Regions from separate parts of the Homo sapiens genome. Here region 1 is linked to region 2. A link is a loop called in an ENCODE intact Hi-C map of the cell type or tissue named here. Cell type or tissue: IMR-90. All regions are shown on one strand. Each heading gives the region's core, and the rest is flanking DNA. Links, peaks and the distances in the headings are about the cores only.

What was found. A loop is a pair of places that touch in the nucleus more often than their neighbours do. Peaks named below come from ENCODE experiments on the same cell type or tissue, not always from the same donor. Only the 100,000 strongest peaks of a DNase experiment are listed, where the experiment ranks them.
Region 1: it touches region 2 in a loop (2.0-fold over the local background); 4 of 110 quality-filtered maps call a loop at or near these places.

Annotation. Positions count from the first base shown.
Region 1 is chr6:148,883,290-148,887,686 of GRCh38, reverse strand. UST (uronyl 2-sulfotransferase) reads right to left here. Exons shown (of 8, transcript NM_005715.3): 2 at 658-701. Among named protein-coding and RNA genes, the nearest start is that of UST-AS1, 79 kb to the left of the region's middle. RefSeq lists a silencer at 3,099-3,148. In IMR-90, for the core only: no CTCF peak of the experiment used is centred there; DNase peaks (open chromatin) are centred at 1,986 and 2,296; H3K27ac peaks cover 145 bases.
Region 2 is chr6:148,933,286-148,937,682 of GRCh38, reverse strand. The region is part of intron 2 of UST (uronyl 2-sulfotransferase); the gene reads right to left. Among named protein-coding and RNA genes, the nearest start is that of UST-AS1, 29 kb to the left of the region's middle. In IMR-90, for the core only: no CTCF peak of the experiment used is centred there; a DNase peak (open chromatin) is centred at 1,762.

The DNA of each region.
Region 1 (4,397 bases), core at 232-4,231, 50 kb after region 2:
AAGGGTAATTGCATTGCATGTATTTTCTTATATACAATGATCAATTTGTTCTAGTTTGCTCACTTTTCAGTAGATTAGCATTCGGTTTTCATTGAGCTCAAGAAAGTAAACAGTGTTAGGGAAACTATACTAAAGGATTATTCTGCCCCTTAAGTCAGACAAAACTGCTTACAGGAAAAACAAAAGTGGACTCACAGGCCAGGCCAGGGCAGCCTTGAGGTGGTATTGGCAGGGCCTCAAGTGGAGTATCCCAACCCAGTTAGGCTGGAGAGAACAGGACAGATGTGAGTCTAGCCCCAAAGCCCGAAGGCATGGGGAGGCCGGGTGTGGCTATCACACTGTGGGCCAGCATCGATGCCAAGGCAAATGAAAATGAGGTGCAAACAGGAGAAGCTGCCAGAGGTCTGAAGTCAGTCTCAGGCTCCAATGCCTGGGCAGCAACAGCCACTGATTCAACAATGGCTCCTTCTCCCTGTCATCTGGGCTATCATCATGCTTTTCTGCTTCCTCCTTGTTAGAAGTTAAACATCAATTTCACATATGTCATCTACTGTTTCTTGTGAATGATTCGTGTCCAGGAGAGATCTGTTCTGCTTGTTGGAGGCTGTAAGTAAGATAAAAGAAAAAGGGGACTTATATCACAAGCAAAGATCTTACCTTACTAGGAGGTGGTCCATGGTCATCCAAGTAAGTGGAATTTCCTAGAAAATAAAGGAAAAAGTTGATGAATCCGTTTTTTAAATCCCAAATGAATTTAGTGCAAAGTTATTGAAGATAAGCATTCTAGTTATACAGTATTTCTGCTCAGACAACAGTACCAAAGAAAAATGGGGAATTAATCACTGGTTTGACTGGATTTTGCTGATATTACTATGTTTGATTAATAGTTTCAGCTGTTACAAACATTCTACATACATGGTTATGTATGCACACAAACATACATAACACACACAGTAACACGCACCATTATTCTCACCCATTATCTGCTGAGTTTAGCTTAGACCATTGGTACTCAAATGTTATTGTACTTCAGAATTACCCGCAGGGCTTGTTGAAACAAGACTGCCCAGCCCCAGTCTGAGAACCTGCATTTCTAACCAGTTCCCAAGAGATACTGATGCTGCCGGTCCTGAACCCCATACTCTCTTTCTCCAATTTGTCTTAAAATTGTCTGTTTCTCTTCTCTCTTCAGGCTAGCTTGCTTCCGGAGCTTGATTTGTCTTCACTAATAGCCATTTACTGGCATGTGTGTATTCAGAGTGCACGGCTATTGTTTCCTGATGAATAAAAGACTCAGAGGGATTTGGAAGGGAATTAAAGTTTACTGACTTCCTTTCAGTAGCAGCTACTCTGCTAAGTGCTTTACAGGTATTTATCTATTTAATGCAAATACCAGAGATGGATTAGAAGTGTCCCCTTTTAACAGAGGAGAGAACAGAGGCCTGGAGAAACTCAGTAACCTATGCACAGTCACACAGCTGGTAAACTGCAGAGAGGAGAGAAGACTGGTTTTTCCAGAGCATGTTCAGGCATCTACCCATCTGAAAAGCCTACCTAGAGTCCTTCCTGCCATCTCAGGCTTCTGTGTGAGGCAGGCACTGTAAACATTACCATCTGGAGACATCTGATCACCTGGGGAGCCAAAGATGCAATCAGTATAATCGAAGGCGCCTATCCAAGAGGGGTAACTCTTGTGAGTCTAGGGAAAATCATCTCACCAGAAAAGTAAAAATGACCAAACAAGCTAATGGAATGAAATGTAGAAAATCATGGAACGGAACTGCAAGAATACCTCTAGAGAACAGTAGATGATTGGGGGATAAGGTCAGTGTCTTAGTCTGAGTGGATGAAAGGTGCTTTTGACAGCAGAGAGCAAAAATGACTTAAGAAACTGGACTAAGAAGGGGGAAGCAGGGCTTAAGCCAGGGACAGTTGAACTGGGGAAATGTATCCAAACATAATAAATAAGCGGGTTCTGGCTTATAGGTTTTTCCATACTGAGTCATCATCCTTCCCCTTTTCTTTGTCATCTTCTGATTTATAGCCCACTTGGTGTTCACAGTGGCCATTTGTATATAGTAAAGGAACATCAGGGTCCAGTTTTAGTGTATAAGACACTTAAACACAAACACCCAGCATGCCCATGATTGGGCTATTTTAGGACCCTTTTAAATGTGAACATGATGAACAATTTGTTAGACCTTAATTAATGTACTTCTGAACTCCACTGAGAGCGTGCATGAATAGGATGTAAGATCTATGTTGGATTTAGTAAAGAGGTTATATGAGTCAAAGAATTCAGAAAAATAGCTGCCTGTGCCTAGAGAACTATTTAGAAATATTCTACCACCGTGCAGCTGGTGCGGCTGCCTGGAGCTCCCATCTGCTCAGCATGGGAATATGCCTTCCCCAGGGGAAGCGTGAGAAATCCCAGCACACACCAGCATGTTCTCCAGGAATCAATCTCAAGGATCGAAGACAGCCTCAACAACTAAATATTTCTAAAATACTAAATTTTCCATAAGAACTGAAGTTCCTAAAAACTCCTAAAAAAGAACGATTTAAATGCCTGATTCCTACCTCAAACTCCAGGCTCGGGTACCTACTAACTCCTTGGCACCTCAGCTTGGATGTCTAAAGGCATCTCACACTTCCCCTGTCCAAAACAGAACCCTATTTGCTCCAATTCCATCCTGCAAATTTCTGCCTCCACTGTCTTCCTTATTGGGTTATACAATATATCCCTTCCTCCAAACGTGTCCCATTTTTCAGGCCAAAGCCCAAGAGTCATTCTTGATCCATGTTTTTCCCCTATGCTATAGGTACCAACCCAAAGACAAGTCCTATTGGCTTGGCTTTCAAAATATAACTCAAATCTGACCACTTCTCACCAGTCCCTCTGGGCCATATGAGAGATGCCTTGTGTCTCTATCACCAATTTCCTCTCCTACTCATATAGCAACCAGAGAGATCGTTCAGCCTTATCTACTAGATCATGGTAGCCCTCTGCTTAAACTCAATTTCTCTACACACAAAAGAGTCAGCTCCTCGCCATGGTCTGTAAGGCCCTGCATCACCCAGGCCCCACCTCCCCCTCCATGCACCACTAGCCACCACAGCCTTCTCTGTGGTTCAGAGCACTCCAGCCTCTTGTCAATGAGGGGCCTTTTGAACTGGCTCTATCCTCTTCCAGAAAAGCTCTTCCCCACCCTCTTCATTCAGTCTCTATTCAAATGGAACTTCTTTATAGATGCCCACTCTGAATACCCTGTCTAAAATAGCACACTCATTTACTTGTTTACCGTCTTTCTCTTTCAGCTAGTGTACAAGCTTTATGAGAACAGGGACTTGTGTGACCTGTTCATTGCTTCAGTTCCTAGAACAGAGCCTGGAAAATAGCAGGTACTCAGTATTCACTTAATGAACGAAATACCACATTAACTAACTCTTTATACCAAAATCTTAGCAATGGCTTGTAAGAAGGAACTATTACTAGTACATTAGCCCAGTTTGCTCCTTAGCCAAAGGGTCTGCAATTTTTTTTTTTTTTTTTTGAGACGGTGTCTCACTTTGTTGCCCAGGCTGGAGTGCAGTGGTGCAATCTTGGCTCACTGCAACCTCCGTCTCCCGGGTTCAAGCGATTCTCCTGCCTCAGCCTCCCGAGCAGCTGGGATTACAGGCATGCACCACCACACCTGGTTAATTTTTTGTATTTTTAGTAGAGACAGGGTTTCTCCATGTTGGCCAGGCTGGTCTTGAACTCCTGACCTCAAGTGATCTGCCCGCCTCGGGCTCCCAAAGTGCTGGGATTACAGGCGTGAGCCACTGCGCCTGGCCCAGTGTTTTTAATAAGTGAACAGAAGCACTAATCATGGAGTTTGGGGGAAAAGACCTATTTTAGAGGACACACATTGTGCAGAAGTCCATCTCATAATTTATCCCCTTATAACTCAATGCCATGACTTAGCTATCTGTATGATACTGGGTCATTTTCTTAATTTCTCCGTATCTATCTCTTTTTGTGTAAATGAAGAGAATGATGGTATCCAGGTCATAGACATGGTCTGGGATTAAGTGGAATAATGCATACAGAGCACCCAAGTCAGGATTAAGCACCAAGTAAGCCCTTGATAAAAGTTAAATATTGTGACTGTTGTTACTGTCATTTCTATTCAACCTCAGTGGAAACAGGAAGTCCAGTCTGTTAAGCTTTTACATGGATGTGTAGAATACTCAATGTTTCCATAAGAACTGAAGTTCCTAAAAACTCCTAAAAAGAATGATTTAAATGCCTGATTGCTTCCTCAAACTCCAAGCTCGGGTACCTACTAACTCCTTAGCACCTCAGCTTGGATGTCTAACGGCATCTCACACTTCCTTCTAGACAATCCTTCTCA
Region 2 (4,397 bases), core at 174-4,173:
TTATTACAAGAGTACAGGTGCCTCTTGGACAGTTTAAGTGAATAACTGAGGCACTTACCTAGAAAACTTAGGTGAAATCACTTAATTTCTCCTGAATTGTTTGGGTAATCAGCACAGTAGCAGGCTTAGTATCTATCTGATTCTTTTTACTAATAACCAAAGATGTTATTTACCTTTAGGCTATTGGGTAATTCATTTTTTAAAAGATGTTAATTCTAATTGTTTTATTAGTTTGTGGCAAGCTTCCAACTAATAGTTTGAAAGTTTGTTATTTAAAAAGAACGCGTCTATAAGAACAAAACATCCTGTGTCATTTCTGCAGCTGGGTCTACGATAATAACTTGAGATAAAGGAGGGCTTAACATCCTCACAGTGACGGTACTTCTATCATTTCTCTAAATACCAATACACACCTACATGATATGAACATAAAAGCAGGAAATGTGTTTTCACTAAAATTTCTGGAATCAGCCTTGTGAGTTTTAAAGACACCTAATGCACTACCACAAACGTAAGTAAACCTGTCTGAAATTTAGGGTGGGGTTTTTAATCATTTTCTAAAAGAACCTATGTAATGCATTGAAACTTGCCGAATTAAGCAGCTAAATCAATGTGTAGATGTTGGATACAGTGTTAACAAGAAGCAGATTCCTCCTGTTCCTGGTAGAACTATAGATTTGTTTCTGATGGCCAGGCATGGTGGCTCATACCTGTAATCCCACCACTTTGGGAGGCTGAGGTGGGTGGATCACCTGAGGTCAGGAGTTCGAGACCAGCCTGGCCAACACGGTGAAACACTGTCTCTACTAAAAATACAAAATTAGCTAGGAGTGGTGGCAGGTGCCTGTAGTCCCAGCTACTCAGGAGGCTGAGGCAGGAGAATCGCTTGAAGCCGAGAGGCAGAGATTGCAGTGAGCTGAGATCGCGCCATTGCACTTCAGCCTGGGTGACAGAGTGATACTTAGTCTCAAAAAAATAAAAATAAATAAACAAAAAGAAAATAAGATAGATTTGTTTCTGAAGGTCTGCTTTAAAAATGTTCATCACCTTTTATTTGAAATGCACTTTCTGGAAAGATGGCAAAAAAAAAAAAAAAAAAAAAAAAAAAAGGACTGATTTTTAAGGAGGGAGGGACTGACCCTGTCCTAGGTTCTGTGACATGTAAACCCTTTTCATCCTTGTTTAACAATACAGAATGAAACAGCATAACTGTCTTTTACTCTGGCTGTGCATTTCTCTAAGAGTGTAAATTATCAAATGGCTTAAGTATCATTAGTAGCATCCAAGTAACTCCCTCTGTGTGCCCCCCATACTCCCCGTGGATCACAGATTCCTAACATAATGGAGTTTGAGGTCCAGAAGCAATTTAGAATAATTCATCCATTCAACACCCCCTAGCCACAACTATCACCCTCTATCACCCCCATCTCCAGCCCAATCTGTGTTTGATTTGGATGAAATTTTCCTTTACACTATGTAGATATTACAACTATTTTTACATGAGTAAACTGAAGCCCAGAAATATCATTTGGCATCTTCAAGGTCACAAAGCTAGAGTGACACATAACCACGAAAGCCCAGCTCTCGGCTCTCCTGACTCCTAAGATGACACTTCTTTAATATACAAATCAAATAGTGAAGAGAATTTTTAGTTTGACTTCTGTGACAGAGATCCTCTTTCCTTTTTTATGTCTTGCATGTATCCAACCTCATTGAATACACTGTTTTTCAACAGTCGGCGATCACAACCAGTATCATCAGCCATTACTCAGCCATGACTCAAGTCCCCAGAAGGCTTAAGTGGAACTGACAGGAGCAGATTAGCCTCTCTCTCCTTCCTAAGGACTCTTTCTAGAAAGCTAATGGAAGCCCAGAGTGTCAACGCAGCTAATTGGAGAAGAAGGTGGCAGGATGTATACTTTTCCCTTCCCTCCTTCCCCTGATATATCACAGGCGGTCAAAGTAGACAGCTGCCTCAAATATTGTCAACTGCTTCCACTGGGAAAGGAAAAAACCAAGAAGCAGTAAGTTATAGTAAAATGTATACAAAATCCTAAGTATATTTGGAATGTCTATCAGGACAAGCAAATGCCCTCAAATGATAAACTCAATCACTGTGAAAAGACTTTTAAAGACCTCTTAGGATCAATCTCGAAATCTTCATTATCCTTAACAGATACTTGCAATTGTCAGGCCGAGAACTCTATCCTCTACTTTAATGTTCCTATTATCATTTGCACAGAGAGTTTGAATGCTCACTCTTTCTTTAGGTGCCCTATAGAGAAGTACACATGAAACTCCTCAAGCACCCTCTCCCTCCCCCAAGTGATTCTTCATTCTTGGCAACTGCGGTTATATGAATGTTATGTCTGTGATTTCTATTTTATGGCCAATTTGTAAAAGTGAAGGGGCCTCCAAAATCTTTCATTCTATGAATTATATATTTTTATGCTGCCTGCCTTGTAAGTTCTGCAAATGCCACAAATCCCCAGAGCCTGACAGGCCTGTGTGGAGCGTGCCAGATAAACAGAAATCTTTCCAAGATCCTGAGCACGACAGGAACCACCACCAGATGACATCCACAAGTTCAATAGCTTAGCCCTGGTTTGAAATGGGGAGAAGAGAAGGAAGGCTTTCTAGGTAAAAAGTAAATGTGGTCTGGACCAAGACTTTCATAGTCTATGAGACCCAGAGTCTATAGAGCTCTTCTGGGGATTGGTAATGTTGGAAGAATTAACATCAGTGCTGCTTTTAATTCTCTGCAAAATGATACTTAATATAGTACAAGCTGTGGTTCGCAAATAACTGTATATTCAAATTCCTCACAGAACTTTTAAAAATGCAGATTTCTGGGCCACACTCTAAGACGAACTGAATCACAGTCTAGGATGAGAGTCAGGAGTCTCTCTCTAAAAAGCTCACCAGGGCCCTCTGCCAACTCCATCAGCTTTGAGGAAGTGCTGTCACAGAGGACTCCCAGCTTTCTGTATTAAGTGGCTGAGTGGGTCCTTGAAGCCTTCTGAGGGATTAAGGCTGGGGAGAAGGTTGCCTGCGTGATCCTGGAGAGGAGTTGGGGCGAAGGGCACTGTTGTGTCTTCCTGGGGTCTCATTGTGTGTTGATGAGCTCCACTCACATTTACCAGTCATAATTAACCTCATAAGTATGCTCACACTCTCCCAGGCTAGTTAGAGAACAGGTGTGCTGGTTAACTGAATGTGTAGGTTAACTGAAATTTATACTGAATGTTGTTAAAGCATTAGACCCTTAGCATGAATATTATACTGACTGTGAAATGACTTTGCTTGACGAATAAAACTGCAGTTCATGATTTTTCAGCAACTCCATTTCATGGTTAATCAAACTAACACTTGAAAGAGTCACAGCCAGGGCTGTGCAAGGCCTGAATTCAGGGACAATTCTGTTCCTCACTGTCCATAGGACTGTGAGCAGTTTAAATCCACTCAGCAAATCCTCATGTTAAAGTTCCTAGGACACTGTGGTGCTAGAAGCCAGTCACTTCACACCCTTGAGCCCCAGTTTCCTCACTTATAAAAAGGGGAAAGTTAGGTTATAACCCAATAAATGATATTTTCTTCTGAAGCTATTAAATTAATTTCAGTCCATATTGCTACCAAGATATAATCTGGAAAACGCCTTAAAAGTTAAAACTAGATTTTACCGTGTTTCCTTGTTTGTGGAATATATTCATTAAAGAAACAGAAAAAACAAAGTTCCAGTAATTTGTGCTGATGACATGGGTTCCAACTCCATAGGCGTTCCCAGTTTTATTTTGGACACCTTGGCTGTCCTATTCTTGTTTGGGCTTGTCCCATAATAAATCTACCTTTATCTTCCTTTTATCTTTCTCTTCCTTTCCACAGTTTTAATCATTTCAAGCTTCCCATTTTGAGATCATCGCCAAAGCCTCCCAGAACTCGGCAGTGATTCTCACTGGCCTTTGCCCATCAAACCATCTGAGCCACACACATCTGTTTTCTAATTACCATCATCTCTTCTGCTCCCAGTCTCCTTTCCTCCATTCTAGGGGAGGAAATACACAGAACCGATCTCAGAATTCTATTTCCCCTCATTGCAATCCTCCTGAACAGAAGGCTCTTTCCATCCACAACTCTCAAATGACATCCTGCGTGCTTCTCATTATTCAAGCCCATCTTCTCCAAGAGCTATGCCAAATCTGAACCTTTGGCTTTCTTCTCTTCCCCTGTTCCCACTTGAAACAATTCCATGTGTAATGCTACCTACAGAAAAATAAATATAGCCATAGATCATTTACAAGTCCATCTGGGTCTATCTGTTATGTGCATAGTGGATAATTAATAAAAATAATCTATCTGTTATGTATATAGTGGATAATTAATAAAGAGTATAGACTAGA